Regions from separate parts of the Mus musculus genome. Here regions 1, 2 and 4 are each linked to region 3. Evidence: chromatin loops called from intact Hi-C (ENCODE). Cell type or tissue: heart. All regions are shown on one strand. Region 1 holds the start of Psip1 (PC4 and SFRS1 interacting protein 1). Region 2 holds the start of Ttc39b (tetratricopeptide repeat domain 39B). Region 3 holds the start of Snapc3 (small nuclear RNA activating complex, polypeptide 3). Region 4 holds the start of Ccdc171 (coiled-coil domain containing 171).

Region 1 (8,000 bases), 70 kb after region 3:
AATATGTCTAACACAGGATCAACCCATTTTACAGTTTATTGTAATAGAGCCCGTTTCCCTCCCGGCCCCCAGATCAGCTCCATTGAAAATGACCATTTATACTAATTTATGTTCTGCCATGTGACTGGTTTCCTCTGCTCTGGTACCATGTGTCTGTCTGTCTCCCATCTTCCCAGTGCTCTATCCCAGTCTTCTTTCTGCCTCCATATGTCCCACCCTCTAGTCTACCCTTTCCCATAGGCCTTAGAGATTTTAATTGACAGGTGATATATCCATACACAACACAGAAGATAATTCTCTCTACAACTCATAATCTCAAACAAGATCTAAAAAGCAAGGTTTTTTTTCCCCCAGAATTCATTTGGTGTCAAAACTGGTCCTGACATCAAGACCCTTTTCTTTTACGTAACTGTAACATTTTGATCATTGTTTTTCTGGAGAAGTACAAAGGTTATCACTGCCTGCTACTCAAAATCATCCCAGACGCAATACCTACTGTGATTAGCTTCCCTTCCTAAAATCTGCAGTTACTTCATTCTTAAAACAAATTTGACTGACGACAAACATTTCCTATATGGAGTGTGGAGCTGGTGTGCAATCCTGCAGGAGAGCTGTTCAAACAGTAAGCGCAATGAGAGGCAAGGGCAGGGCTCAGGGGTTAGGAGCGCTTGCAACTCTTCCAAAGCATCTGAGTTCAGTTCTCAAGCCCCGTATGCTCACCTAACTCAGGCTCCTGGAGTAGGCGCGGGGGGGGGGGGGGGGGAGATCACCTCTAGTACTCACATGCATGTGGTACACACACACACAGATGCAAACATACACAGAGGAGAAAATAAGGAACATAAAGGCAAGCAGGATCCAAAACTGAAGGCATTAATTCCCAGTGTTTAAAGAACATTGAAAGGAAGTATTAGGTGTTGTTAATTAACAATTCTATTTCAATTTGTACAAGTTAAAAATAAATGATGGGATATGAGATGTCACCCTTACAGTTGAGACCTTAAATATTTAAATACTCTTAAATTCTCTACAGCAAAGATTAAGAATATCTAAGAATGAAAAAACATGTAAATCTTTTGGGGGGACAGGGTTGGAGGAGTTTCTCTGTGTAGCCCTGGAACTCACTCTGTAATTCTTAAAGTATGTAAAAACCAAATTCAGCTGCTTCTAAGAAAAAGAAAACAAGGGAAAAAAGACAAAAATGTCCTATCCCAATCCAGATGAACTAATCACAAGTAGAACTTGTCACTGGAGAGACGGCTTAGTGGTTAAGAGGACCCTGGTTCAGTTTGGTACCACACAGCAGCTCCTGACAGTTTTTTTCATAGTCTCAAGTTATGGAAGTGGTGTAGACACACATGCAGGCAAAACACCCAAAACACAGAACTTTAAAAAATTGTTAATTTTGAAGAAAAAAAGAGGAAAATGATTCTCCAAAGGCTATTTTCACTTTTACCAGCAACAACTCTTAGCCTGTAACATACTGCAAGAGGTAAGAAGACAATTTAAAAAAGATCTTATTTAATTAGATGTAGGTGTGTGTGCCTGCACATGGCTGTGTGCAGAGTGCAGGTGGTGACACTGCCCTGTCATCACAGACAGATCACTGTGGATGTGAGCTGCCTGAGATAAGTGCCGAATTAGGTCCACCGAGCAGCGAGTCCTCTTAACCACGGAGCCATTTCTCTAGCTGTCAAAGTCAGAAAAAAATTTAAAGTATTTACACCTGGCCTCTAACTACATTGGGGCATGGAACTTAGAATATGAGTATCAGATAACCATGATTTTTAACAGCTCAAAATCAGGATACCTAGAATCATCAAGTGTCTCTTGGGGGCCTTGAAACCTTCCCAAGCCTAGCGAGTCTTCTGTAAAGTTGAAAGGCAGTGTTTTCCAAGTGCATGACTATGTAAGAGCAGCAGGATAAAGAAATTCAGCTTTAGGTCACTGCCCTAAAGACGTTTGCAACATATGTAACGGTCAAAGCACACACACAGCAGTAATTTACAAGTTTTCCTATAGGAAAACAAGAACACCAATTATATAGACAAGGCTGAGGATTAAGGCTCTACCAAACAAGGTACCCCAGGAGGATGGGAAGTTAGGGAGCAGTCTAAGTCAGTACTCATACACAGCTGTCAGAACCCAACGATGGAATTCATTATTTTTAAGTAATACCTTTCAAAGATTAAATTAGTTACGTGCATAAAAAAAATAGCCAGGCAGTGGTAGTGTACGCCTTTAGTCCCAGCACTCCAGAAGCAGAGGCAGGTAGATCTCCGAGTTTGAAGCCAGCCTGGTCTACGAGTGAGTTCCAGAACAATCAGCGCTACACAGAGAAACTGTCTTGAAAATGAAAATAAAAAATAGGTTGTATGAAAAAATAATTACAATTTTAGAACATGAGTCTATTTTTGAGTTTATCTAATAACCTTCTTTAAGTCTTATCTATAGTATTCTGAACCTTGACACCATTATAAACTAACAAAAAAAACCTATTTTTTTTTTCCTGAAAATGGAGCTCGGCTGTTTAATGTAACATCTTGAGCCCTTAGGACTTCTCCAGTTAGGTTAATCCAGTGTCCGGTCTACTTCTCCCTTTGGCTATGGAGAACAAAAAATGGAAAACAACATCTTCAAGGTCATAAAGCCAAAGACTGTGAATCTAAAGATCCAAATGAGCCGCCAACTGCAAATCGGTACGAAGCAACCTAAACCACAGCTGACATGCAAGGGCTTGGAGTCTGCATTTTTCGTTGACGCTTTGTATTTTGTTCAAAATTCCAAATTTTAAGGAAATGTCATGATTTCAACTCACAAAAATCCTACTTGATGATTTCGCCTCAATGAAACGTTAATTGAATGTCATCCCCAAAAACTGCTATATAGAACACCTGTCAGAGACTCAAAAAGGGAAACCGCCGCGGATATGAAGGAAAACCTAGAATTTTACAATTGTACGTGAGTATACAGAAAAAAAAAAAAAGAAAGAAAGCTAAAATGAAAGGTTCCAAGTAACGGTAAAGAGAAAAGGAGAGGAAGGACTGAAAGGAAGCCGAGAAGAAACGATGGGAGGCAGGCCGCACCGCTACACCGGGGCTACAAATCACTTACTCGAGCTGGCCAATGAGGATAACCTTTCATCTTGGCGAAGATGAGGTCTCCAGGTTTGAAATCGCGAGTCATGTTTGAGGGGCGACGCCGGGAGTCCCAAGACCAGAAGGGGGAGCAGCGCAGCCGCGATCAGGAGATGCGAGAGCACAGACGCGAGCTGGGACTGGCGGGCCCGCGGGCGGGGGAGGATGCCTCGGGGTGTCCCGACGCGCCTGCGAGGGACAGCAGGGAGGGCGGTTAAAGCGCAAACCCCAGGGAGGGGCCGCGGGGAGGAGGGCAGGGGGAGGGGAGGCGGCGGAGGGGGAGGGGGAGCCGCCTGCGCGCCTCCTCGGACAGAGCGCGGCCTCGGCCCCGAGCAGCGCCGGGGCCTGCGGTCGCGGCCACCTGAGGCAGGGATGCTGCCCGCCACCCGGCCGCCGGCCTCCCACCCCGGCGCTCCCAGGGCTTTTCCCACGGGCCGCAGCCCACGAGGGAGGGGCGCGGCGGGGAGAGGAGGGAGGCTGCGAGCGCGGCCGCCCGCTTCCCATCCGCGCCGAGCGGGGGCGGGGCGGCTCTCACCTGCCGGGCGGCGGCGCTGGGGCTGCGGGGCGCGCTGGCCGCTCCTGCCCACGTCCACGCCGGCCACCTGCGCCACCAGCTGCCGCAGAGGCGTCTCAACGGCTCCGAGCTGCAACCGCCACCGCCACCGCCACCGCCGCCGATGTCGCTACGCCGCTCCCGCGCGGCTCCCGCTCGGCGCCCGCTAGCGCTGGGCCGTACCAAGTGCTCGCGCAGGCACGGGTGGCGCTACAGCCGCCGAGCGTCGTGGCTCGGGAGCTGAGGGCCTGAGTCCCCTAGAGCCCACAGGTGCCCCTGGTTGCGACCAATTGCAAGCAGATGCCGTGGGAGGGGAGGGAGAGGGGAGGCCCGGAGAGAGGCACGCGGGAGCTGTCCCTCTCCTCCACCCCCCCCACGGCTGGCACAGTGGTCGCGCCCGGCCCGCCCCTGCTGGCTGCTCTGCGTGTGTGTATTTGTATGTGTACTGTATGTAAAAGACGGGGAGGGAGGAAACGATTGTTGTGGACCCGGTTTGGGGGCGGGTATCCGGGCCTGTAGCCCACGGCTGCATGTTTAAGAGAATGTGGCAGCCCAAGGTGCTTGTTCTCGCATCCTTCTCCTTGGTGCGAGTACTGTAGTGCTCCTGCGCAGTTTACATCATCCCCAAAATGAAGAGCTGTGCAAAATCCCAGAGATGAAATTGGAATATGAAGCAGTTGCAGGGTGTGCACCTTGTAGGCCTCTTACACCTCGCAGAATGGGCTTTGCAGTCTCCTTTTCTTGGGACTGAAACATGAGAAAGCCCTATTTCATTTCCCTGATATTTCAACCGCGGAGAACCGTTAACGAAAACACAATCCCATTGAATGCAAAACGTCAAGGATATAAAACAATGACAGAGAAAGCGTAGTTAGCTTGTTAGTTAGGATGTGGATTTGGGCCCAATCTAAATTTTAGCCCTGCACTTAAAATTCTATTTCCCTAGAAAAGTGATATATATGGTGGTAGGTGATACAGGAGAGAAGAGTTACTAACACCTAAATATTTCATCATTTAAAATTCTCTTAAAGGGTATTTAAAGGTGAACTTATTTTTGATCCTTTAGCCAGTGGATGCTTTTAATATTTTGTAATACACCTTCTGAAATGGGTTGACTTTTACGATCTTTACTCTAGCAGAACTAATATTATTTATCCATTAACATCCAGGTTCCCAATAAGTAAGGATGTGGCAAATTAGAAGACATTAAAGTATTAAGAAAAAATAAGTCTTTTGTTTCATCCTTCATTGAATCTCTCCAAAATCCTGTTTAGAATAGAGCACTGTTTGGTGTTGAATATACAGCTAGGAACAAGATTAGGTATTTCCTATATCAAACAGGCTAAAAATATTAAAGATATTAAGAATATTAAAATGTGTAAGCAATAATACTGCTTTAAATAAAGACTCACAGCTGAGACTCAGGAAGAGCTTTGTTTGAATAGGCAAAAATTCAGGGCTTTATTTATAAAAGGAATATTGCATGTCTTTAAAAGGAAATCTGGCACCCCAATGTTAAATGCCTAGCAAGCAGGCCACTGTAGATGTGCATCGTGCAGAGGGCTCCGCATGGAGCTAAAAGAAAGAAAGGAAATTATTGGTGATATGTCTTCAAGCTTCTCACCGTGAATCTTAGGTTGTGTGCTTTGGGGGCTATCCAAGGTTGCATGGTAAGAAGGGGGATAAAACTGATTGCTTAAAACTGGATGCTTGGCGTTTCAGTGCAGATGTGAGCAGAGGGAGCCCTTTTTTTATGTGACTGTTGATTAAGAAGGGAAGAAAAAAAGGTGGAGGAGCACAACTAAGTAATTACAGAAATGGTCGTCAGCTAAATCATGGACCTGAAAGAACAGAAAGCTGTCTTAAAGGGAAGTCTCTAATCCCAAGTCACCCAGCTATCGTGTGTGTGTGTGTGTGTGTGTGTGTGTGTGTGTGTGTGTGTGTGTGTGTGTGTGTGTACACCTCCCCCTCCCATTGTCTCCAACTCCATAAGGCTTTGAAACTCCAGTTGTGGTCAGACTCCACATCATGGGCTTCACCTGAGGCCTTGTGAGCAGCTCAGCTCAGCCCCCCCCCCCCCCCCCCCCCCCCCCCCCGTCTACTAATCTACATTTTTAACAAGATATCCCACATTGGTTTTTTTTTGGGGGGGGGGGGGGACACTGCCTATGGAGATCAGGAGACAACACCTGGGTCTCTTTCTACCACGTGGGTCCCATGATTAAATTCAGGTCACCAGTAAAACTCAGGCTAGAATATGGAAATTAGAGGCCAACCTGTAGGCAAAGCTCTCTCTGAAAGAGAGAGACACATAAAGAATATCACAAGAAGATCTATAATTCTATTAGGAGATACCTTGTGTTAGTGCTAAATAGCCATGCCAACAACTAACAGAGATGGGTACTGTGAGTGGGGATAATTGGGAAATTAAAAAAAAAAAAATTTTTTTAAGGGAAGTGGAAATGCACTTGATGTATTAGTAGTGAACCAATGTGATACACTCTCTAGCTGCACATTTTGACAATGTCAGTTAGAAATTGTCTGAAACAACTGGAGACACCTTTTAAATCAAGGCAAAACAGGTGGTGATTTAAGCCCCCAGAGAACAAAGGGCCAGGATCCCTGAGAACAACAGTTCTGAATCTAAGTGGGGGGGGGGGGAGGGAGAAGGGGGGGAGGGAGAAGGGGGGGAGGGAGAAGGGGGGGAGGGAGAAGGGGGGGATGGAAGTGGCTGGGTGTGTTTAAGCCACTGGCAAAGCTTTGTTTCTCCCCCACAGGAGAAAGAATACACTTTCCAGAACTGTAACCAGCTAGCCAGAGAGAGACAGACCAATTTAAATGTGCTGAGACAAAACCCAAGCAAATTTCTTCCCATTCTACAGATGAGCAAGCAGCCTCCTAGACGTTAAGCAACTTGCCCAAGGACACTTGGAGTCAAGGCACCCGAGCCAGCTTGTCGCACTTCTGTTCTCTGCACTACACACACCCTTTTGTGATTTTTTACAAGCCCTCTAGGTTACACAGGAAGGTTGGAGGCTGCAGATGAATGAGAATGGCCTATAATTAGAAAAAGATGCTGGAAGTAGACGCAGCCTAGTTCTCTTATTCCAGCTTCAAATTCCCTCCCAATCTCTGGAGACCCACCCCATTCCCCAGCTGGTCCTCTCGACCAGCCCTTCTGTTTAACTCTTCATGGGCCTAAATGACTTGACCCAAAAAGCACACCTAAATGTCATCTACAAATGGCTTAATCTTTTTGTATTTATAATCTTCCTAGTCTTTAAACTACTTAGAACAAAAGTACAGGTGAGGAACTTAACATTTTTTTCCCAAGATGGAGTTACTGAGTGAATAGCAAGAATAGACAGATGATGAGCCCTGACAAAGTTCTAATTCTTTAGGGTCAGGGGCTGATTGCTCTTCCAGAGGTCAAGTCCCAGCAATCACTTGGTGGCTCACAACCATCTATAATCAGTTCTGATGTATCTGATGTTCTCTTCTGTCAGGCAGGCATACATGCAAATTGAGCACTCATATGTAAATAAATCTTAAAAACAGAAAAGAAAACAGACCACAGGACACATGAGGCTGCGGCCTAGGCTCCTCAGTAAGTCGAGGCCTCAGCGCTTCTCAACCTGTAGGTTGGGACCTGTACAGGGGTCACATATCAGATATGCTGCATAGAAGATATTTATGTTATGATTCTGAACAGCAGCTGGATTGCAGTTATGAAGTAGCAAAGAAAATAATTTTATGGTTGGGGGTCATCACAGAATGAGGAAGTGTATTAAAGGGTCACAACATTAGGAAGGTTGAGAACCACTGGGCGGAAGGGTCACAAGTTAGAGGGCAGCCTTTACTTAGCAGGCAAGAGACCTGGGATTCAATCCTAAGGGCAGGAAACAAGCAAACCAAAGTGAAGATATTCATATTTGATTTTATATTCTCATCATATACTTAAAGGTTGTCCTTTAAAAACACTTTTTTTCCCTCTACAAATCATTTAATAGAACTAAATATGGCTCAATTGTTAAAAGTTCTTGCTGCTCTCCCAGAGGACCTGAGTCCAGGCATACATACATACACATACATACATGCATACATACACATATATACATACATACATGCATGCACGCATACACATACATACACATGCATGCATTGCATGCATACATACACATACATGCATGCATACATACACATACATACACACATACATGCATGCATACATACACATCCATACATGCATACATACACATACATACATACTTCTTTAAAAATAAGATCTTCAAATATATGTGAGGGTCACA
Region 2 (8,000 bases), 93 kb before region 3:
TGACCCCCAGGCAGACTGGTTACTTGGGTAACTACTCATCATTTACTAAGCCGTGAGCTCTTCTAGGACACTAACTAGCTCCTTCAATGAGTCCCAGTCTCATTCTAAAACAATTGTGGCAATCAGTTGTACTAAAATGTCATCGGGCTGATCAGAGTCACACGCCAGTCATCCCAATACTGAGAAGGCAGAGGCAGTATGTGGGAGTTTGAGGCCAGCCTAGTCTATAAAGTCAAGTTCCTACCCAGTCACAATACATAGCAAGACTCCATCTGTAAAAAAAACATCCCGAACAGGCCATAAAAATCATCCTAAGCCATTTCTTCACATGATTCAGTGTTTTGTAAGGTTTTTGTTTTCATTATCACTTCCTTAAGTCGCTCTTTTAGATGCTTTCCTATTTGCACCTGCCCATAAAATTTTAATAACATGTATGTATTGTGTAAGAGAATATAAATGGCTTAATTTTCCTACTCAATAATGAGTTCAAAATAACTAAAACTGTAAATGTTAAATCCAAATTTTACAGCTATTAGTAACTTAATAACTGTATTTACTGAATGACTTTCAATTTGAAATGCAATTCATATATATGTGTGTGTAATTGTGTACACAAATTGTTCATTTCTATTAAATCACCAATGTACATAAAAATAAAATAATTCTAAAAAAAAAATGAAATGTGTACTGGCTGGTTTTATGTGTCAACTTGACACAGGCTGGGGTTATCACAGAGAAAGGAGCTTCAGTTGAGGAAATGCCTCCATGAGATCCAACTGTAAGGCATTTTCTCAATTAGTGATCAAGGGGGAAAGGCCCCTTGTGGGTGGGACCATCTCTGGGCTGGTAGTCTTGGTTCTATAAGAGAGCAGGCTGAGCAAGCCAGGGGAAGCAAGCCTGTAAGTAACATCCCTCCATGGCCTCTGCCTCAACTCCTGCTTTCTGACCTGCTTGAGTTCCAGTCCTGACTTCCTTGGTGATGAACAGCAGTGTGGAAGTGTAAGCTGAATAAACCCTTTCCTCCCCACCTTGCTTCTTGGTCATGATGTTTGTGCAGGAATAGAAACCCTGACTAAGACAAAATGCAACCATACTTCTCTTTACAGAATCTAAACAGTTATTTTAAATAAATTTATTTTTATTTAATGAGCATTGACTGGTGTTTTCTCTGCATGTATATCTGTATGAGGCTGTTGGATCCCCTGGAACTGAAAGTTACAGACACTTGTGAGCTGCCATATGGGTGCTGAAAAATTGAACGTGGGTCCTCCGGAAGAGCAGCCAGTGCTCTTAATCACAGAGTCATCTCTCCAGCCCCCTCTTAAGTCATTTAAAAAGCTGAGCAATGGTGGCGCACGCCTTTAATCCCAGCACTTGGGAGGCAGAGGCAGGAAGATCTCTGAGTCCGAGGCCAGCCTGGTCTACAGAGTGAGTTCCAGGCCAGCCAGGGCTACACAGAGAAACCCTGTCTCAAAAAACCAAGAAAGAAAGAAAGAAAGAAAGAAAGAAAGAAAGAAAGAAAGAAAGAGGGAGGAAGGAAGAGTCAATCATTTAAAAATCTGTTTAAAAACCAAAATCCACCCAAGAGATACTATAAGTTTCCCCACCACTATCATTTCTGTGGGTACTTAGGAAGAAAAGTATTCTCATAGTATTAGTCATGACCTCAAAAAAGATCTCCCTCCCCACCTACCCTCCCACCCCACCCCCAAAAAACCCCTAACACTAGAACATTTAAGATGTTCCTAGCCCTAACTCCTCAGGACCAGGAACCTGACTAAGCCCTCAGGGGCTGAGGGACTTAGCAGTCAGTTGTGGATGAGGCTCCTTCTGTCAGGATCTCCCAGTCAGCACTAGCTTGGCACCTAAGATCAGAGGTTTGCCATTTTAACGTCTGAATGGCCAGCCGTAAATTAACCCCACACACATACCCAAAAGTGAGGCAACGAGATTAGAACCTTCTCAGCTACAATGCTTCGGTCCCTTTTCACCTCTCAAAAGCATCAAACAATGGCCAGGAAGAAAGCAAAGTGCCCTGGAGGGTGTGAAAGCCTGGGATAAGCTCCCTCCGGTCTACTCACACACCTGGTGAACCTGACAGTCTTCCACACTCACGGTGGAGCTCAGTTTTGGTTTGTTTGTTCTTGGTTTGGTTTGGTTTTGTTTTTTCTTTCTTCCTCCCCTAACACCTCCCCCCCCCCCCCCAGACAGGGTTTCTCTGGGTAACAGAGCCCTAGCTGTCCTGGAACAGGATCTATATATACCAGGCTGACCTTGAACTCAAGAGATTCGCCTGTCTCTGCCTTCTGGGTGCTGGGATTGAAGAGGCATGTGCCACCACTGCCTAGTGAGGTAGAGTTCTTTAATCCACTTACAATTAGGAATATTTTACAAGTACTTCAAGCATACCTACAACACCCTACTGTACACCTGCTCGTTCACCCTAAATGGGTCCACACATGACTTCTCTCCCTGGCACTCTGGGAGACCTAGACATCCAAAGCTGTACCTTCTCTCTCTAAGGTAGCAAACTTAAGCAAAGAGTACTTAAGCACTCAGTAGAGAGTGGATAAACGTATGCCCACATACTTGTCCACCATGAGGGTAAAACATAGATTTGGCAGGAACAAAAAGTCCCTTTGTGCCTTGTCCATCATTGGGAGCTTATCAGTAATAAGGCAAAAACTGAGGTCTGATGGAGGCATATCTTTTCTGCAGTCATGCAGTCACTCAACAAACATGTATTCAAGTCTTTGTGCCAGGCTGTCTGCTGCTCTGATACCTAACTTCGACATGAGCTCTTGAGTTTGTTTTATTGGCAGTTGACAGAGTAACCTTCATCTCAATATGCCAAGACAATCCCATTTAACATCTACTGTTATGGCTTGCATTTCTTCAACAGTGAGCCAGAGTCAGAAATACCACTCTATAGTTAGGAGCTACTCTGGGTCTTGATTGTTTTTTTTTTTTTTTCTTTATTACGGAAGAAAAAAAAATATCCATGCTAGTCGATTTTTCTATGTGTCTAGACCTGGTTAGCCTTGAATTTGTGATTCTCCTGACTCAGCCATCTGAGTGCTGAGATTACAGACCAGGCTCAGGATTGTTCTTTCATTTTCAATACAAATAGATTAAATGGTTATGGACAGGGAAGCAGCTGGAGACAAGCCTGGGATAAGCTATTGAGACTGTACAACAGCCTCCATCATGCCAAGACTGTGGCTATTTAATGTATACACAAGAGGGAACGTTAGAAACTCTTGAGGAAGTAGTAGATGGTCAAAGTACCGTAGTAGTGTGTTACCTGGATTACGAATGTAAAATTTAAAAGCGCAGGCAACAGGCCATGCCAAAAGACTGCCTAAAGCTATAAATAAAAGTTGTCACAGAAGAAAATAGTAACAAATATTCTATCTCATTGTTTGCCTTGTGTGTCCTTAGAAGGTCCAGCAACACATCCATGCCCCCTGGGCAAGCGCTAATTCCCTGGTGTGTGGTCTTGGGCCCACACCGCAAGGCTGGTCCTCAGAAAGCTCTGGTTCGCCGCCTTAACTGTCTGTAGCATAAAGATTGATCCTTGGGGTTTTGATCGGTTCTTAATGTCAACATTTAAAGCACAGTATTTACTCGTTACCAGGATCTTCTGGCAGTAAAGACCGAATCCTAACTCACTCGCCTCCTCCACATCACCCATCTATTGCATCATTGGAAATCAAGGCTTTCTCAGGCCGCGACTTGTAAAATTCAAGTCAGGTAAAATGGCAGCAGAGGCGGCGGCAGGAGCCTGACCCTCAACTTGAGAGCAGAGCGCGCGCTCCCAGCAGCAGCTGAAGGAAGCGCTGAAATCAACAGGTCGGGCGCCCCCGCCCGGGAGCGTTCAGACCCCGGCGCCGCGCGAGGACCCGGTAGGTCACTTCGGTAGCCTAGAGAGGCGAGGCCGCCGGCGATTCTGGACAAGGGACCTTTCCCGGCCGCGGGGCTCAGGCTCCGGCCCTCGGTCCCGGGGTGACTAGACAGCCGTACCCCACCCGCCCGGCGGACACCTCGCGGAACTTCCACAGAAAGCGACACAGAAGTCGAGTCCAGAACGGTTCCGCAAAAGCCCATAGGGTCCAAGGAGGCTCAGGCTGGCCCGGGCTGCTCTGCCTGGCCCCGTGGGACGCTCCTCGGCGTGAAGGACAGCCCTGCCCACCCTCCGTGCCAGCGGAGGCTCCGCATCCCTCCCACGCCCGCCGGTGCCCGCCGGTGCCCGGACCAGCCCGCTCTGCCTGTCCTCGCACCTCGTCCGCGTCCAATTCCACTCGGCTGCCCACGAGCGCCATGTTCCCCTCCGCGGCGGCCGCACACCCACAGGGAACTCAGAACCGACTCTTTTCTGGCTCTGGGTTCAGCCCAGCACGGGTGGAGGAGGAACCAGGCGGCCCCGAGCGACCGGACCGAGCTGTCCCCGCCCCCGGCGCCGCGGTATCCACTGCGCACCCAGTACCCCAGCGGATGCCAGGCTAATGCCCCGCCCCCTCGCCGGATAGCCCCGCCCCGGCACGCGGCCTCCTTAGAGAGCAGCCAACCAGGTTCCGTGGGGAGGAGTCACCCACAGAGTCAGCGGGTGCTCGGGAAAAGGACCTCTGGGGTACTGGCCTCCCTAGAGGATTGGCAGGAGCCTGGCGCCGTGACTGGAGCGCGCAGAGCTGACAACCCAAGGTCGTGGCTGCGCTCCCTCTGTGGCTAGTGGTCCACCTGGTCCTTGGTCTGGAACCAGAGCGTTTACTTCGCCCAGAGGACAGAGCATCTGACAGATGCAGCTAGAGGACAGCTATGGGTCACTGGTCACCTAGAGGCATCTGACACATCACATGCCCAAGTCGCTGTGTCAAGAACATCCTCTCCAAGAGATAGGAGCTCTGTTTTGCCTCTGTGTTTGCGAAGTAACGGCTTCGGTGTAACTCAGAGCCCTGTACATCTCCCAGCACGGTCCAGGTTTTTATTGCTACACCATCTCTCACTCAGCCTTCTGTAAATCCAAATAGACATAATTTGTGCTTCAATTATCCATGAGGATAAGGATGCTGTCTTTTTCTATGCTATATCCCTAGAACCTAGAACAATGTTTTTTGACTGTATTTAGAAATTGATTCCTGTTTCTGACTTGCAAAATAACTGAGCTATCCAACTGGGAAAAAAAAAGTTAAAACTATAAATATTTAGGGTTGAGAGTCAGTTTTATTTTAAACTCCCCTAACGGTGTAATTTGGTAACAAATGTTACAAGACACCCCACTCATATAGAGCATCCCAAAAATGTCCTATCCCTGTTCTGTGGTGTCCCCAGACACCAAACTTCTATCGTTGCTATCACCCCATCTCTCCCCACTTTGTTGTATGCAGTCATTTACATACTCAGTATCTATCTGATTTATGAAATACGGCTTATCGGTCTGTAAACATAAAAACAGGAAACTAATTGTAATTGAGAACTAATCGTGTACTAGGACTATGCTGGGGCCCTTGTATGTTTTGTCTCACTTATTCTCATAGGAAGAGGGACACTGTTTAGTAAGAGTTTAAGTCACTTTCCTAGGGTCAGGCTGCTAAGTAAAACAGTGATGCCAGAATCAGAAACGCAGTCTGGCGGCAGCACCTGGCTAATAGCCGGTCTCTCTGTGACTACAGCCAACCTTCTTTTCTCCCTGTGGATTTCAGGAGACTAGCTGAGAGGAGGCCTATTAACACACATTTCCCAGGAGTCACCATGGCATCCTTGATACCAGCTTCATGATGTTATTGTCTCCAAGTGTCTTTGACACAGCAGCAGTTAAGACCAATGAAGGTAAAAACTCCTCCTGGTCAAGAGAATACTAGATATTAATCTGGTTGGAGAATTGACATTTTTGTAAGGCATGTCAATCATCTGGCTAAGACACTGCCCCTTAGAAGGCGGGTTCTTCTGTAGCCACGTTAAAAAGGTAAGTGGAATGCTTCTTTCTTTAATGAGATAATGCACTGTACATACACACAGTCTCTTACAGAGCAGCCGGCATGCAGTTTCCTGAGTCTGCCCGCTTTTCCGAGTTACTCAGAAAAGCTAAACTTTTCCTTTTCTTCTCTTTTCTAAGCCTATGGTCTCTAAGCATAGCTCCTCCCCATCGTGGGTCTCACCTCCATGATGAGTTGGTTTTTGGTTTTTGTTCGTTTTGGGTTTTTTTTTTTCCTTCTCCTTTTGCCTCCTCTGAGAAGAACCTGAGATTTTCAGTTCACCTGCCTTGGAGTTTTATTTCTTCTAAACTCTCAGAAAATTGTCCTCTAGCTTCCAATTGAGTCCACTCTTAAATTATTTTATCGATGAAACTAAGAACCCCCAAGAGGAGACCTTGATTTTCTCAGTATTGGTTAGCTACTATGAAGGGATGCCCAAAAATTCTAGTAACACCTTTGTAACCATTTTGTAACCAGACTGGGAGGGAGGGTGATTGTCTACAAAGACAAATAAACAAGCATGTGTGCCCCTCTAATTGTCTCTCAGACTATCAAAACAAAGGATCTCAAAAACTCAGAACTCCCTTCAGGATTCTCATCCTGGAAGGAGAGAGAGCCTGAGGCAGGAGTTCTCATTCTGTGGTAGAATGACCTTTTCACAGAGGTTGCCCAGACCATCAGAAAATACGGATATTTACATTACAATTCATAACAGTAGCAAAATTACAGTTATAAAGTAGCAACAAAAATAATTTTATGGTTGGGGGGTCACCACAACATAAGGTGTTAAAGAGTCAGAGCAATGGAAGATTGAAAATCACTGGCCTAAAGCAGGAGCCAGCCAGAAGGGAAACTTTTCTCAGAAAGAGATTTACAACTTGTCAGACCATTTTACAAAAACAAGGATGGGGTGTCCAGATTCACAGACCTCTGGTGCTCTACTGAAACCTTAACTACATTTCAGGCTCTTCCTCTCAAAGATGGCCCTGGGGCAAGGGGAGTTGGGAGGACTGTTACTCTGGATCTCTTTGTCCCTCTTCTCAATGTGGCCACATTGAATGAATCTCCTTTTTCTGCTCCTCACCATTAATTTGGTTTAGGAAATATGGGTGATTGAACTTGGCCTGCTGGGATACAGGTCATGACTGGGGCTGTAACAGTTCCTAAATATAACAGGAAAAGAATGGGTTTGGTTGAGGTGACAGCCACTAGTTAAGCACCTTGCTGGCTGGAAATGTAGCTCAGCTAAGAAAAGGCTCCAGTAACATGGAGGACGGATGGCCTGGGCGTATCCCAGTACTGCTGAGACCTAGTGTGGTGACACACACCTTTTATCTGAACTCTGAAGATACAAGAGGGTCAGAAGTTTAAGGTCATCTTCCACTATATATCAAGTTAGAGGCCACTCTGGGGACTACATGGATTCTTGACTCAAAAGGAAATTATTACATTGTACTCTTAGAATGGGTCAATTTTATCGTTACACACACACACATATATATATATAATACATTATATATATACATATAGTATACATATATACATATTGTTAAATATACACATATATATGAGGCTGGTATTAGAAGTACATTCTTTTTTAAAGATTTGTTTATTTATTTATTTATTTATTTATTTATTTATTATTACAGTGCACTTAACCACTGAGCCATCTCTCTAGCCCTAGAAGTATATTTTTAAGTTGCTTAGAAACAGACATGTGGGCTAGAAAGGACTTAGGTGTCATTTAGTGCCTATGAACCACCATAATACCAATGAAAATTTCTGTCACCTTCTCAGCCACCCCACCCTACCTCTACCTCTGGCTTCTGCTTCACTTTCGGAGAGCTCGATTTCCTGTCTGGACCAGCCTCTGCACTATTACTCACGCCTGATGCTCCCTTTTAAAGGTCATTGCTTCCTGTGTGAACAGTTTGTTTTGATGGGAAATTATCTTATTGGTGACTTCCTCTCCCATTTGCTTGTTATCTTCATATCACATTGCTTTCCAGTGTTCAAGAGACATCAAAA
Region 3 (8,000 bases):
TTTCCTCCCCCCTATTTTTCTCTCTGCTCCCTCCCACTCATCTGTCTTCCCATCTACATGGTGACATCACTCCTGTGACATCCAAGAGCTCCCTCCCCTTCTCCTCCAATAAACTTGCCTTAAACTTTAGTTTGGCTTGAATTGACTCATTACACTGGTGGAGCTAACTTCACAGGGGCAACATGAGGCAGTCTAAGGCATCTCATGACAGGAAGTAAACACAATTAATAAAAAGCACAACAGCATAGTGTTTTGTTTTGTTTTTTCCCCATAACCCTACTTAATCTCCCCAAAGTGGCCTTTTCGGACTTTAAACGATCGATGGCTACAGTATGGAAAACTTCTTTTTTACTCAGGACTTGTCAAGTCCCGCTAATGGCACTTCTGGAGGTACAATGGCTCTTCAGTGACCCACAACTAGAACTCTTAGAAACAAAGTGTGGGCTGTGAACCTTTCCTAGCTTTAAACATGGGGGTTTCTGACAACAGATGCACACTTCTGTGCAGAGAGTTCAAGATCCTTTGGTCCAGTAAGCACCCTGGGAAGCAACCTGGGGTGCTGCTGCCCCTGAGGGTGCTGGGGTCTGGACACTGGTCACTTGCGCAAGGCTGTTGGATATGCTATGTTTGGGGGAAAGCACGTCTGTCCATGTTGTTTTGGGGGAGCCACCTCGCAGGGTGTGGTGTTGTTGGGTAACACCAGATGAACATTGTAGGTTTAGTAGGACTGGTGCTTTCCTGTTCTTATTCACCCTTGTTTTTTTCTTTCTCCCCATCTAGGGTATGTGAGCCCTTCTGCATCATCTGCATCCCAGCTTTCACGGTCAGCAGGGGTCCAGATTTGGTCTCCAGCTTCCATTTAGCCAGAAGTGGCTGAAGGAGTTCAGAGCAGAGAGAGAAAGTAGACTGAACATGACCAGCAGCTGGATGTGGCTTGGGCTATCTTCAGTAGAAGGGAGAGTAGCTGAGCATAAAGACTAGGGGAAACATGGTGATAATCAGGAGAGAAGGCACGGTTGTGAGGAGCGTGAGTAGCCATGGGGAGGAAGTGTGAGGAAGCTGGTGGGGGCTGGGAAATGTATAACTAAGGGAGCCTGGAGGCTAGCATGGACCTCTATGTACTGGTAGATGACATGAATGTATGCTAATTGGAGAGCCAGATGTCCATTTTGCCAGAAGTAAGGGAAATGACGCCTCTGGCAGGCAGAAGTGGCTTTAAAAGTTCCGGAGGGATGCTGGCTTTTATCCAGTTGCCAGAAACCCTCTTCTAGTCTAACTTGAGCTTGTTTCTGGTTTACAAGGCCTTTTGGAGTTTGGGGAGTTGACAATTGCTTTCAAGTTTCATTCTGACTCCATTTTTAAATTCTTTTATTTAAGAGACTACGCCTATGAAAAGGCACTGTATCTCCCAGTGACAAAACCCACACAAACTCCTTAGCCATTAGGTAAATGCAAATGAAAGGCACAAGGAGACATTAGTTCACACTTGCTAAGATGGAGATAATAAAATGCAGATGACGTTGTGTTGGAAAGGATATGGAAACTGGAACCCTCTGGTGCTGCTCAGAGGAATGTGAAATGGGGTAGCCATATTGGAAAGCCTTTGCCAACTTGATCCTGCTAGACAGGTTAGCCTAGGGAGAGCCCTTCATCCCCAAAACAGGACATAAAGAACAATAGATGGTGGTGATTGCTTCCGCTAACCAGTTTAGTTCAAACTGGATCAGTTCAAATTTAAATCAGGGACTTCCTTCCGTAGGTCTAAAAGAAACTGGACAAAAGGCTAAGTGTGGTGCCTATTAGCATTACCAAATACCAAAGCACAAACTGGCCTCCAGGTTCTCAGGATCTCAAATGATCTGTTACAGAGTCCTTGCCGTCGTGCAGGCTGGCTCCTGGCTCTTTTCACCCTGATCCCTACCCTAAACTCTTTCCTATAGAACCCTGACATTTCCCCTGTGCCTTTTGGTGTTCTCTCTCTCTCTTTCTCCTTTGCCCATACTCTCTTGTATTCCTTTCTTGCTCTCCCTGTGTCTTAGAGTCTATTGCTATGATAAAACACCATGACCAAAGCAACTTGGCTCACAACCCTCTTATAACCCTCTGCAATTCCAGTTCTAGGGGATTCTTATGCCCATGCAGGGAAAACATACACATAAATCTCAAAACAAACAAGCAGGAAAGAAATGTCACTGGAAGTTTTTGTGTATCTTTTTTAATTATGACAATGATGATATTTATATAAAAGATCTTATACAAAACCACTTTCACACCTCCTGAGCCAGGAATGTATTTATAATAACTAGGTTGGAGAATTACTAAAAAGAAGGCCCTACTTTTCTTTAGTCTCAAACCAACTGCAGTTTCAGAGTTATCAGGGAAATTAGAGCCCTTTCTTTGGCTTCTTAGTCTCATTAATAAAACAAGATAAAAAAAAAAAAAAAAGCCGGGCGTGGTGGCGCACGCCTTTAATCCCAGCACTCGGGAGGCAGAGGCAGGCGGATTTCTGAGTTTGAGGTCAGCCTGGTCTACAAAGTGAGCTCCAGGACAGCCAGGGCTATACAGAGAAACCCTGTCTCGAAAAAACAAAAAAACAAAACAAACAAACAAAAAAAAAGGCCTGATATTGCATGTCTTTAATCCCAACACTTGGCTAGCCTGGTCTACATAGTGGAACTCTGTATGAAAATAAATAAATAGAATGTTTTTAATTAGAGTTTAAGAAAAAAAAAAAAAAAGACAGCAACAGTACAGACAAGCTGTAAGTCTCAGCAGCTTCCAGAAGAAGGAAGATGGAAAAGAGAAAGAAAAGAAAGCCAGGCCTTTTGAGTTACATGTGGAGGTTAGACACAGAACCAAAGCTGGGGAGAAGTGGGGGCAGGGGACTGGACTGCTCCTGAGGGAAAAAAAAAAAAAAAGCCCAGAACATCATGGGAAATATGCCCAGGCTTTGGCAAGTATCTGGGAAAAGAAAGAAAGAAAGGAAGGAAGGAAGGAAGGAAGGAAGGAAGGAAGGAAGAAAGAGAGAGAGGTGTAAAAAACGAGGACATGACAGCTCCAAAGAGATGGTTAAAAAAGAAGGCTTTCATTGTAGATTTGACGAACAGTACAGCAGAGGCACTGTAAAGAGTCCGAGCAGGAAGAGAAAGCAGTAAACATGAAAAAAGGGTAGGTTGTGAGTGAATGTGGGTGCTGAGAACTAAACCACGGTCCTCTGGAATTGCAGCAAGTATTCTCAACCACTGAGCCATCTTTCAACCCCTTGTTTTGTTTTAGTTGAACTGTTAACTCGGCATTTTTCTTTTTTCTTGTATCAGCTCTTGCCCCTGGGTTCCTGCTCTGCTGGAGTCTTGTCCTGACTTCCTTTGCTGATGGCCTGTGATATGGAAGCCAAGTTGCTTTGGTCATGGTGTTTTGCCCATATTGTCTGTGCACTATTGCATGCCTGGTACCCAAAGAGGTCAGAAGAGGCCCTGGAACTGGAGTTATAGACCACTGAGAACTGCCACACGGGTGCTGGGAACCGAACCCAGGTCCTCTGGAAGAGAAGCTGAAGCTCTTTAGCCACTGAGAGACATCTCTCCAGTCCTGCTTGTTGTTTAGGAGACAGGAATTCCTGTATCCCAGGCTTGCTTCAAACTCCCTCTGAAGGTGATTATGACCTTGAACTTCTGGTCCTCCTGCCTCTCCCTTGCAAGTGCTGGGATTATTGATCCCAGGACTTCATGCATGTGAGCCAAGTATTTTATCAGTTGAGCTGCAGCCCAGTCCATCCAATGAGTTTCAATAAATAAAATATATAATATCCATGCAATACAATTAAATTCAACCAAAAAGGGGGGGGGGATGAAGTACTGAAATTTGCTGCAAAGTAAAAATATTGTACAATATTATAGAAACCTATTGTAAAGGTCATATATGATTACATTTATATTACATGTAGAAAATAAACTGGGTGTGGTGGGACATACCTTTAATCCCAGGACTCAGGAGGCAGAAGCGGCTGTGAATTCAAGGCTAGACTGTTCTACGTAGTGATATCCTATTTCAAAAAGCCCAGATAGCAAACCTTTACAGACGTAAAGCCTGAAAAGTGTTGGCTAAAGTTGGAAGGATTGGGAGTCATAACTAAAAGCAACCTTTTCACGAGTGGTGAAAATGTTCTTAAACTAATGGTTGCCCCATTGTGAATATACTAAAAGCCACTAAAGGAATAGTTCCAATGGCTGAATTATACAACATGTGTCACAGGACAATCATACAAGCCAGGGATTGTTCAGCACACCCTGCTATGATATTTGGAACAGCTGAGCGATGGCCAAGCTTCAGAAACATCTAGGCTCACTGGGTTTCAAGCTACTTCCATTTCCTAGTTTACCGGTTTACTCCTTTAACAATCACATTCGGCTCTCTCCCCGGAAAAGTGGTGACTTTTCAAAATATATACATATGGCTAAGAATGAATTTGTGTGTTGCATAGCCGACGTTCGATAAGCTCTATCGTGCAGGTAGGTATACAAAGGCACGCATACAAACACACACCGTGCCTTTCAGAAGATTCTGGACGAACCAGTCTCAGTGCCCCTTGTCCTTCAGGATTCTCTCTAGGATAGGAGGAACCGCAGAGCAGCTCGCAAAACCAGTGGACAAAAGTCCCGCCCCTACGAACCAGATTTGAGAAAACTATGAGATGGGGACCCAATGATTGAGTCTTTAGGTAATTGTGGGTCCCAATACCAGATCAGCTCGGAACACAGCGAGCCGCACAGCCCTCGGACAAGTCCAGAGAACAATGCATCCAGCCCGGCCCACAGCGACCGAGCCGCGCCCAGGCGGTAGCCAGCCTGCTGGGAAATGTAGTTTCTGAAGCACAGCTCGCGCAACCGCCCGCCACCCCGGAGCTCTGCAAAACTACAAATCCCGTCACGCCCCGCGACGCCCTCTCGCCAGCTTTTGCCGGAAGGGATCGTGGCTGACATGGCGGAGGACCTGCAGGGCGGCGGTGCGGGTGGCCCACAGCACCCAGTCCCCAGTGCGAGCCACAGCAGCTTTCCGGAATACGAGCTTCCCGAGTTGCACACGCGCGTGTTCCATGTGGGCTCCTTTGGGGAGCTATGGCGTGGCCGGCTAGGGGCCCAGGATTTGTCGCTGAGCGAACCGCAGGCAGCCGAGCAGCCGACCGACGGAGGGGCATCCAACGACGGCTTTGAGGATGCTGCAGTAGCCAGCGATCTGGGCTGCAGTCTGGAGGCAGCAGCAGAGCTGAGGGTCGTGTGCGGGTGAGTGTGCGGCTTCGGGGTTTTGCGTGGATCCCGCAGGGCTCAGCCTCGTCCCTGCGCTTCTCGGAGACCCTTAACCTTCGTCCCCCTAAACCCTTTCCGGAAGGCCGGAAGAGATCCTTGGGTCCAAAAGCACTTTCCTGAGGGGTGGATCCAGTAACGGGACACTACAAATGCACGAAAGACTTCTATTCTTGATCTTTAAAGTGCTTGTTGAAGTAACAGCGGTATATATCTGTCATTGATATTTGGACAATGGAAGTACCTGAGGATGGAGGAGACTTAAACAGAGCCGGGTTGAAACCTTTATTAACCGTGGTTTCTAGCGGTCCTCATGAAAATGTTATTACTAAAATTTCCCTAAAAGTTTCTTACCTGGAAATAGAAATACAAAAACTAACTTGTAGCGGTCCTTCTCCTTTTGACAGTACTGGCTGTCCTCAAATGAACATACACCCTTTTCGGTATAACACTGGCACAAAAACCATTGTCTTGAATTCTGGCCTCTTTTGAGCTGCCTGCTGGATTTCATAAGACTTAATTATTCAATGATGTATTTAGGACAAGCTCTGACCCGCTGTTGAAAAATGCATGGCTGATCATAAATCGTTGCTTTTCCTTTCTCCCTTTCCCAACCTCCCTTTCTCTAAGCCTTGATAAACTGAGATGCCTCGGGGAAGATGAAGACCCGGAAGTCATCCCAGAGAACACTGACCTAGTGACTTTATGGTATGAGTTTTGTTTTGTTATATGCTATTTGTTTTGGTGCTGGAGATGAAACACGACCTACCACTAAACTACAGTTAGTCTTTCTGCTGTTTATCTGAACACTCTGAATGTTTTACTCCACCACTTAAAATTCAACCATTAGTTTGGTGTCCTGGCTTTTGGCTGTAATCCCAGCCCTCGGGAGGCTGAGTCAAAACTGATGTAAGTTAGAGGTTAGCCTTAGCTACCTAGTGAGTTCAATGATAATTGATGACTGGTTGTTGTTGTGGTGGTGGTTGTTGTTGTTTTAAACATTTGGACATCCTTTCTTTGGCTCTGTGGCTCTGTGGCTCTGTGGCTCTGTGGCTCTGTGGCTATGGGATACAGTTGTGTGTGTTTCCCCAGGCTCTTCCATTCAGTAAATCACAGATACTGTGCTAATTTACCCATCAGTTACGTAGCTCCAAAAGAAGTACCATTCTGTAATTTGGGATTAGGGTGATATTTTTTTTTTTTTAAGATTTATTTAATGTATATGCGTACACTGTCACTGTCTTCAGACACACCAGAAGAGGGCATCAGATCCCATTACAGATGGCTGTGAGCCGCTATGTGGTTGCTGGAAATTGAACTCAGGACCTCTGGAAGAGCAGTCAGTGCTCTTAACCACTGAGCCATCTCTACAGCCCCAGGGTGATATTCTTACATCTAAAGAAAAACATTAAGAACACAAAATCCCTAATATCCACTACATATTTGAATTTGCATTGATTTTTTAATGTAGACTTTATCTACTTAGATTTGTAATGCAAGCTTAAATACTCAGATAGTGTGTCCCAAAATACCGGTGATAAGGAAGGAATTGGTGACCTACACCTTTAATCCCAGGGAGGCAGGAACAGGCCGATCTCTGAATTTGAGGCCAGCCTGGTCTACATAGATCTCTGAGTTCCAGGCCAGGCAGGGCTATATGATGTCTGAAAAAAAGAAACAAGCACCGTTATTTTGCTTCTTAATTTTTAATCTTCAATGGAGCCATTTTATTTGTAAAATACTATAAAAATCAATTCCTAATCCTGGGGCGGTGGCTAAGCACTCAGGAAGGCTGAGCTAAACCCATCGCCATGAAGTCAAGGCCAGACTAAGTTCCCGGCCAGCTTGAATTAAATGTGAGATCCTGTCTCAAATATAATAAAATAATAATAATCCCTTCTTAAATGTAATAATAACAATAAATTACTAAAGAGGAAAAATTAAACCAGAATGCTAACATAATAAGTCCAATTTTTATTGCAAAATTTAGACATAAAAATGCTGTCAACTTGTAAAAGTTTCTAAATGCCTACTTTCATTTTGCAGATTGCTTATCACTTATTACAGATCCATTTTAGCCTGCTTACTTAACACATTTTGAGCACTGTTACTCAATGATGTATAATATTAGAAATTTATTACTTCTGGTTTGTAGCCCACTAATTTAAACAGCCTCAACTGTGTTCTGTCATTCCTGAGTCCTTTTGTTATTCCCATCAAATATTTGTAGGGAGGAGGTGTGTTTGTATATGTTTGTGTTTGTATATATTTCTGTGTATTTATGTATTCATGTTTTGACTGTGTGTTTATGTATGTATTTGTGTATTCATGTTTTGTTTGTGTGTGTATGTGTTCAGGTTTTTGTATATTTGTGTGTGTGTTGACAAAAGAGTATTCTTTAGCTAGGGTTGGAAAGCTATTGTATTTAAAACTTAAGAAATGAATCCTAATAACCTTGTAAAATGTTGGACGTTTTGCAAAAGTCTAAATCTAGCCCTACGTTTGTCTTCCCTAAAACTCTTTCATTCAGTAACTTAAAATAAAAATAAAAATCTAGCCAGGGCATTTGATGGTTCATGTGTGTAATCCCAGTATTTGAGAGACTTAGGAATGAGGACTGCCAGAAAGTCCGGGCAGGCTAACCTGATTTACACGAATGGGTTCCAGGCTCTCTATATAAAAAGAAACAAAAGGTCCCTT
Region 4 (8,000 bases), 110 kb after region 3:
GCTACACAGAGAAACCCTGTCTCAAAAAACAAACAAACAAAAAAATCACTAGCTACTACCAAAACAAATGGTAAAGATATATTGCATTTGTAGGAGTTACGTATCAGTGGCTGGGAAAAAAATACTCGGCTAAGGGAAGCTTATGAAAGGAGATTACTTGGCAATATGTGGTAGGCATGGTGGAAGGAGTTCACATCCTCAACTGCAAGTGCAAAGCAGATTGGAAGGGCAGGCTTGAAGCACTCAAAGCCCTCCCACAGTGGGGCACTTCCTTCAGCAAGGCCTCACCTTCTAAGCATCCCCAAACAGTGCTATCACCTGAGGACCAAGTGCGTATGAAACCCTAGAGAGGACATGTCTCAGTTAAGACGCCACAGCACTGTTCAAAGAGTGGAATAAGTCATGTGTGGAGACACAGGCCTTTAATCTTAACCACAGCACTCAGCAGGCAGAGGCAGGTGTAGCTCTGTGAGTTCGAGGCCAGCCTGGGCTACATAGTGAGTCAGGACAGCCAGGGCTCCATAGAGAGATCCTGTCTCAAAACAACATGAAAAAATAAAAAAGGAAAGAAAATTGGAGTAAATGTGGAGTTGCTTAGCATATAGCTAGGCACATTGCATATGGTTTATAATGTTACCTATATTTAAAACCTTCATATTAAACTGTGTGTGTTAAGACTTCATCTAAGCCTATGCGTACATCTCTTCATGGCTATCCCCAGTTGCATGTTTTCTATTGCCAGTATGAATGAGAAGGAAGCTCTACTGTAGACCTGGAGGAAGCATTGCTGGAAAGGCAACATTTATTGCTGGAAGCTGATAAATGGCCTTTGATTGACACAGGAGAAGTTTGAGTGTTATCCTGTAAGCAACGTGGTGACAGCCAGAATTAATCAAGACAGCTACACAGTCAAGAGCTATGCTTCATAAAGGAAATTTCTGTTAGAGCATATGGAGGGAACAAAGAGCCAGAGCCACCCAGAGCAACAATTATGCCAAAGCTTTTCCTTTCTAAGACCTGATACCAAACACCATCCTAACGAAGCACCTGGTGCCCGAGGTTACAGAGGGGTCACGGGGAGTGAACGGGGCTTAGCCCTGGGGCTCACACAGGGAAATCTGCTTGACAGGGCAGAACCATGCATGTGCCTCTAGGCCTCCTTTTGATTTTTTCCCTATTTTTCCATCCTTAAATCTTATAGTTGTCAATTTAAAAATGCCCTGAGTGTTAATTGCTAAGTGCACAGGACAAGGGAATGAATGACTGATTACAAGTGTTTGGGTAGGAAGAAACAGGCACCAGACCCAGCTTTCAGCAGCAGGCACAGAGAGAAGACAGAAGGCAGAGAGGAAGACAGAATTTTTGAATGTAGGATCTGAGATCTTGAAGAAAAAGAAAAAAAGATAATTCTGTATGTCTTTTTTTTTTCCTGTTTGTTTTTTTGTTTTTGCCTGAGAGTTTAAGCTTTATGAACAGGCAGAGGAGTAGTTTGGGCAATTCATGATAAACTGAGAAAGTTAAGTTTTAGATATTTTGATGTCAATACTACCAGCTAAGAATGGCATTGTGGCACAAGCCTGTAAGCCAGGCACTGGGATGCTAAGGCACGATGATCACCAGGCCAGCTCGGGCTGTGTAGCAAGACCCTGCCTAAAACAGGGACAGAAACAAACCTCAGGACCACCACTATTACCACAGCACAACACTGTGGGGCAGTAAAGCAGAACTGTTGAAATAAGAACTAAAAATTCAAACTCAGATATAAACAATCAAAGTTCAGGATCTTAGCATTCACTTCCACAGGGCCAAATAAGCTTGTCAGGTACCAAGTGAAGGCTGAGGGCACTTTACTGGCAGTAAGATGGTGAGAGGCGAGAAAGTATTTATTTATTTATTTATTTATTTATTTTTTGGTTTCTTGAGACAGGGTTTCTCTGCATAGCCCTGGCTGTCCTGGAACTCACTTTGTAGACCAGGCTGGCCTCGAACTCAGAAATCCGCCTGCCTCTGCCTCCCGAGTGCTGGGATTAAAGGCGTGTGCCACCACGCCGGGCCTGAGAAAGTATTTATTGATCCTCATAAATGTGGGAGAGAAATCTGAGGCGGCTCAGAAAACCAAGGGGTCTTGGATTTGGTGATGATGTCTTTATTGAGGTTGTAAGCTTCTTTGAGGGAGTGGTGGGGTTGGATCTACTTGTCTCTCCGATGGGCTGGGAGAAAGGAGGGGGCTGAGGTGACCAGGAAAGACAACCAGAAGTGGGTTAGAGAGCGTCTCACTATAGATAGCCTTTACCCAAACAGGGGACCAAGGAAAACGAACCTGTAACCACCAGGGAAAAAGAGAAACCCTCTAAGGACTCCGAGGTGATCGGATTTATTGTGTAATTACTATAATTTTCATTAGCCTTGTTGCTAATATGACCTGAAAGGCTCTCTGTGATCTGAGCTGAGCATATTTCTCTAGCAGATCTTTCATATTTTTCTCCCCTGCACCCAAAGTTTCTATTTTGTCAAAAGTCTCATGCTTTTTTTTTCCTGTCCCAATTCGTTGTTACTTTGGTGAATCTATTACTCTACTTTCTTACACTAGACTTTACATGCTCCACAAATCGCTTCCCTGTACTCAAGGTTGACGAGCAGATCTTTTCTCTGATCCCTGTGGCATTTGTACTTTATAGCTGGTATTTTTATTACCTAGCTCCATGCTGGGCACATGTGCTGTACTCTACGCATGCTAAAGACAGAGTAAATGAACTTTGTAAGGATTCATGTCAAGCAGCTTTTCTTTAAAAAGTGTACAATGTAATAGATCAGTTATGTTTGCAATGTAACACTCCCTTCTGTGATGTTCCTAAAACACGATGAGCTGATGTGTGTGTGTGGCCCATGATTTGTAACCCCAGTGTTCCGGAGGCTATGGCAGGGGATCCAGAATTTGGGGCCTGATTGGGCTACATAGGGAATTAAAAAACCCCACCCAGACAAAACCAAGAAAGCAAAACAACAACAAAATCACTTCCCTCCAAACAAAAATCTTTCAAATAACAAAACTAAGCCGTATACAATTTAAAAAAAAACTCTCATCTTCCAGGACTGTCAGGCCACACAGAGAAACCCATGGTGGTGGTGAATGTAATCTTATTTATTGTAATTCTCCATTTGATTCCTAAGTAGAGAGGGCTACTTTTGTTTCCTTCAGTTTGTTTTCGAAGCAGTTATCTCTTCTGGCTAAAGCCTTAAGAAGCAAGGAAAACCTTTTAAAAACCAAACAACTGACCTCAAACCAATTAAAGTTTCTCAGCAGTGCAAGAACCAAAGTTTTAATCTATTTGCTCTTAGGACTGTTAACTTTCCAGAGCGAGAGCAGGCGAGAACCCCAACACCTGGTTCAGGCTGATTACAACCAACCCCGGACAAGTTTAGCATAAAAGGCTCATTTTGTATGAACACTTGTGGAAAGAAGGTAGTGGCGGCAGGGATAAAAACCTTTCATCAAAATCCTGCCATTTCGCATTGTTCTTTAGGGAATAGGCTTTCAAAAGCCAAGGAACAAAAGAGGATTTGCTTTTCCAATCCTCTGAAGCGGCTACAGGGCGAACCAAAGCTCTTTATAAATTGTGGGCGAGGAGGGGGAGGGGCTGAAATCTAGCAGAGATGGAGCTCAAGGCGAGGCTCCAAGGCCTTATTTGCCAATGAATCCGGTTCTGCATTATTTGTAATCAAAGACGCTCAGCAGCATCAGAGCACCGACCTACATTCTATCCACCCAAGCCAAAATACAAAAGAAATCGATGGGAGGAGGAGACTGCAGGAGGAGGGCGCTGAGAGTCTGCCACCTGTGCCGAAGCCCAGGCACTCTCCCTGGGGACCCTGGCATCGGCCGCGGTCCTAGCGGGTTTCTCGGGCCGAGAGCCAGCTAAGAAGACGTTTACAGAGCAGGAACAGGCTGCTGCCCTTTTCCGAGGCTGGAAATGTGCACGCCACTCGGTTGCGGGAGTTCTGAAACAAGGAGAAGGCACAGCATGCCGGCGCTGGAGCGCGCATGGGGTGGAACGCGGCCCCGAGCCACCCGTGTGCTTTGCGCACGCGTACCCCACCCCTGGCGCATGCGCAATATACCCCGCCTGCCGCGGGAGCGCGCGCGGTTGCGGGCCGGCGCTTCTCTTCCAGCGCGAGCCCGCGTTCTCTGAGTACGCGCGTATCCTGGAGCTGGGGCTCGGGCGGCGGGCGGGACGCTGGGGACGCGGAGGCGAGGGGCGGGCCTGCCGGGGCGGGGCCAGGGAGGCGGAGAAAGTCGCGGCTGCCCAGAGCCTCGTCGCGTGTTCCGGGCCCCCGGAAGTGGCCGTTGTAAACTTCACCTCGTAGACTTTCTCCATCCTGGCCCTAGAGTCCATCGGCTTTCCCCAGTTGTCACTCTTTCTCCTGAGAGTTGCCTGACCTCCCACTCACCCCGAGACCTGAAGCTGCCTGGGGGTCGTGGGTGTGCAGGCTGGACCACGCGAGTCCGAGGTAACTGCGGGCTGTGGGTGCAATGGTGACTGGCGCCCGGGACCGGGAGGTGCTGAGAGGAGACTGGGCTTGCAGAGAGGACCCGGCTGAGGGCTGCTAGCTGGTGCTGACACGCCTCCAGCTCAGCCTCCAGCCTCCAGCCTCCAGCTCAATGGCCAGGGCTCTCCGCCCACCTTGAGGAAGCCGAGCATCTTCGCTGTACTCCGAGGACCGGTGGGGACTAGAGTCCTCGGAGCTCTTTGGGATCAGTACCCAAGGATCACTTTTTTTTTTTTCGTGTTTTACCTTCATTTTATTTAAATGCCTACCACACTTTAGGCACCCTACAAACGTTTGATAAGCAAAACAATGAGTTATGCAACTTCTGCCTACCACCCACCTTGGGACTTAGAAAAGTCAGCTGTGAGTTTAAAGCTGAATTTTGCGTACAAGCACACACCCCCCCCCCTTTGACTTTTTAATCATTTACGATATTCATATTAATCAAATACATAACTTAGAGACGATATCAAACAGCTTCTAAGATTTTGCACGTTGATGTTTTATACTTTTCCTAGTATTGGAGAAATGAAACTACCGTTTTGTTATTTGTATTTATCAGTGCTTAGTAACGACCAAACTGTGATAGAGCCGGAAATGCAATCCTTTCCAGTTAAAGGCAGAGGAATGCAGGCAGTGCAGCGGGATTCTAGGGAAAGTGAAGGCGGCTGTTTTAGCTTGGAGCTTGTGTGTAAATCCTGGCTCAGCCATTTATTAGCTGTGACAGGCAAATCACCTGTCGCCTGGACCTTAGGTTCTTTATGTCAAATAAGCAGAGTGGGCTTAGTCTTTCAGGCTCCGTTTACTTTTTGTTTGTTTGAGTTTCTTTGTCTTAGGCGTGTTTTATGGACAGAATCACACATCTCCTTCACCTCTCTTCTTTTTTCAGAGATGGGATGAAAGGTGGTTGAGACTGAACAAGAATCATGGGCACAAAAGTGTTCTGCTATTTGAGCTGCACTCAGCTCTGAAGTGCCCCCTTGCCAAATGAACCGTGTAACTGCTGATAGTCCCACACAGGTGTCACGACTAATGAATGCAAAGCTGCATAGACAAAAAAAAAAAAAAAAAAAAAGTGGATTTAGTGTTAGGGAATCAAGCCCTTTCCTCTCGATGAGTAAAGAAAAAAAAAAATAGCATTTGGTTAGACACCCAAACTGAGAAGGTAGTGGAAGTGCTGTGACACAGGTTGCATTCCTTTCATCTTTAAACAAGAGCGGAAAGGGTCGAGGGGCTGACTTAAATAGTTGATGAAACCTGATGCTTGTTGGTGAGTTGGTGTTCATCAGTTTAAAGGGGCGGGGGTGGGGTGGGGGTGGGCAGGAGAAGCTAGGCTGTGCGCCCAGAGAGGCATAGGCGGTTCCAGATAAGCATGTTTTCTTGGTACAGAATCATTAGAAGTCATCAAGATGTGAGTATGACTTTTAATTCTTGTAGTGAGTATCTTGGTACAAATCATTCAATCTCTGGGAAACCCAGTTTTCCCGTCTGTGAAATGGGCAAATAGTCTCTGGAGATTAAGGGATGGATGGTGGGATCAAGCATGCGTAGTTAGTTGCGTGTGTGGCACATAGTAAGTGTTCCATACTGGGCCCTGACTCTTCATCCAGCCCCTTTCTCTCTGAGCTGTGTGACTGAGAGGTGAGCATGCGGCGAAGGGACAGAAGAGGGCTTGAAGGGTAGGAAAACTCGTGCTAAGATGGCCAATGAGTCGGAAAAGGCTGGGGTGATGCACCCACTTTGCTTTTGCAAAATGTGGGGTAAAATTTGTTCTTTAAGGAAAGTTTTTTTTTTTCCTTTTTTTTCCTTTTTATTCAGTCTCAGTAGAGACTGTCAAAAATTGCCAATGCCGACTTTATTTCAAGTCATCATGGCAGGGTATTGGGAAAAGTTTTCAATTAGCAATAATTGCGCCTCGGATAAACCTCATGGACTACAATACAGCCAATTCGCAAAGCTAAGGAAAGTTTTCTTCAAGTGTGGTTTAATTATTTAATTATTTATTTATTTATTTTTTACCTTGCTTGAGTTGTCTGTCTTTTTTATGGTTCTGGGAAAAGAACTTGGATATTTCCCTATTCAGGGACTTGTATTATCCCTAACTGCTTCTTCTCTTCTCTTCTCTTCTCTTCTCTTCTCTTCTCTTCTTCTCTCTTCTTTTTTTTCTTCCTCTTTTTCTTTCACTTTATTTCTAAATGATTATTCTTCCTTTCTTTCATATTCATTTTTATTCTGTGTACATGAGTGTTTTGCCTACATGTATGTCTGTACACCATGTGTATGCAGTGCAGTACCCTCATAGGCCAGAAGAGGGCTTTTGATCTCTGGAACTGGATTTACAGCTAGATGGTTGTAAGCTGCCATGTGGGTGCTGGGAATTAAACAGGTTTCTCTGGAAGCAGCCAGTACCTCTTAATGGCTGAACCATCTCTCCAGCCTCCTCTTTTTTTTAAAAAAATATAATTTTACTTATTATGTGTGAGTGTATGTACATATATGGTGGTGAGCAAGCCTCTGCTACTGAGTGCATATGTAGATCAGATGTCAGCTTTGTGGAGTTGGGTTCTAGGGCTAGAACACACATCAGTAGGCTTGCATAGCAATCACCTTTATCTGATGAGCTGTCCTGTAAGCCCTCTACTTGGTTATTCTTAAAAAGAAAACCTGTTTTATCATTATTATTAATTATTTGTTATCATTAAAGTTATGGGTATGTTTGTGTTATTGTGTATGTGAGAGTGTAAGGTCCTCTAGAGCTGAAGTTACAGGCAGTTGTGAACTGCCATGGATGCTGGAAGTCAAACTTGCATCCGAGAATGAGAACTTCATTTATTCAATGTAACTACACTGTAGCTGTCCTCAGACACTCCAGAAGAGGGAGTCAGATCTCATTATGGGTGGTTGTGAGCCACCATGTGGTTGCTGGGATTTGAACTCAGGACCTTTGGAAGAGCAGTCAGTGCTCTTATCTGCTGAGCCATCTCGCCATCCCTGAACTTCATGCTCTTAACTGAGATGTCTCTCCAGCCCTTGGCTATTCTTCACCCATCTTCCATAATTTGTTACATCCTTTTGAGGCCTTTTGCTTCCTTCACCTTGAAGTTTAATACTTTGTCACACGATGTATTTTTTCTTTTTAACTGCGTTTGCATGTACATTTGTGTGGAGTATGTGTGTGGAGTATGTGCATGTTCCCTGGGGCTTAGCCCAGAGGCTGGAGTGTCAGGTGGTTGTGCGCTATGCTGTGCTTGCTGGAACCTGACCTGGAGTCCTTTGTAAGAACAGCCTGTGCTCTTAACCATTGAGCCATCCTTCCAGAACCCATTTCCCCTGTTCTTTATTTCTCCTTTGGGCACTTTGTCCCATTAGCTTTTATGCTCCCCTCAATTTAATTTTCATGACTCAAATGAGGTTTTTTTTAAATTTCTAGTTCTTTCTAATTCTTGTCACTG

Evidence for each region. Hi-C counts contacts between places; a loop is a spot of excess contacts. Peaks named below come from ENCODE experiments on the same cell type or tissue, not always from the same donor. Only the 100,000 strongest peaks of a DNase experiment are listed, where the experiment ranks them.
Region 1: it touches region 3 in a loop (5-fold over the local background); 2 of 42 quality-filtered maps call a loop at or near these places.
Region 2: a loop joins it to region 3, with 2.0 times the contacts of the local background. A loop is called at or near these places in 7 of 42 quality-filtered maps.
Region 4: a loop joins it to region 3, with 4 times the contacts of the local background. A loop is called at or near these places in 9 of 42 quality-filtered maps.

What each region holds. Positions count from the first base shown.
Region 1 is chr4:83,482,603-83,490,602 of GRCm38, forward strand. Psip1 (PC4 and SFRS1 interacting protein 1) reads right to left here and starts at 3,861. Exons shown (of 16, transcript NM_133948.6): 1 at 3,673-3,861; 2 at 3,115-3,326. The coding sequence starts at 3,186. In heart, CTCF peaks have their summits at 3,205 (motif pointing right) and 4,110; DNase peaks (open chromatin) are centred at 3,279, 3,629, 3,729 and 4,099; H3K4me3 peaks cover 2,189 bases; H3K27ac peaks cover 1,668 bases.
Region 2 is chr4:83,319,791-83,327,790 of GRCm38, forward strand. It overlaps Ttc39b (tetratricopeptide repeat domain 39B), which reads right to left and starts at 4,399. Exons shown (of 20, transcript NM_027238.2): 1 at 4,281-4,399. The coding sequence starts at 4,322. Gm42306 (a long non-coding RNA gene) reads left to right here and starts at 2,980. Exons shown (of 3, transcript XR_881382.3): 1 at 2,980-4,977; 2 at 5,700-5,962. In heart, a CTCF peak has its summit at 3,871; DNase peaks (open chromatin) are centred at 3,901 and 4,521; H3K4me3 peaks cover 1,709 bases; H3K27ac peaks cover 1,376 bases; H3K27me3 peaks cover 835 bases.
Region 3 is chr4:83,412,776-83,420,775 of GRCm38, forward strand. Snapc3 (small nuclear RNA activating complex, polypeptide 3) reads left to right here and starts at 4,949. Exons shown (of 9, transcript NM_029949.4): 1 at 4,949-5,279; 2 at 5,931-6,008. The coding sequence starts at 4,978. In heart, a CTCF peak has its summit at 4,985; a DNase peak (open chromatin) is centred at 4,886; H3K4me3 peaks cover 2,470 bases; H3K27ac peaks cover 2,088 bases.
Region 4 is chr4:83,521,262-83,529,261 of GRCm38, forward strand. It overlaps Ccdc171 (coiled-coil domain containing 171), which reads left to right and starts at 4,284. Exons shown (of 26, transcript NM_001355378.1): 1 at 4,284-4,509. Gm25899 (a small nuclear RNA gene) reads right to left here and starts at 6,507; the gene lies at 6,367-6,507. In heart, a CTCF peak has its summit at 6,853 (motif pointing right); a DNase peak (open chromatin) is centred at 4,170; H3K4me3 peaks cover 2,357 bases; H3K27ac peaks cover 2,162 bases.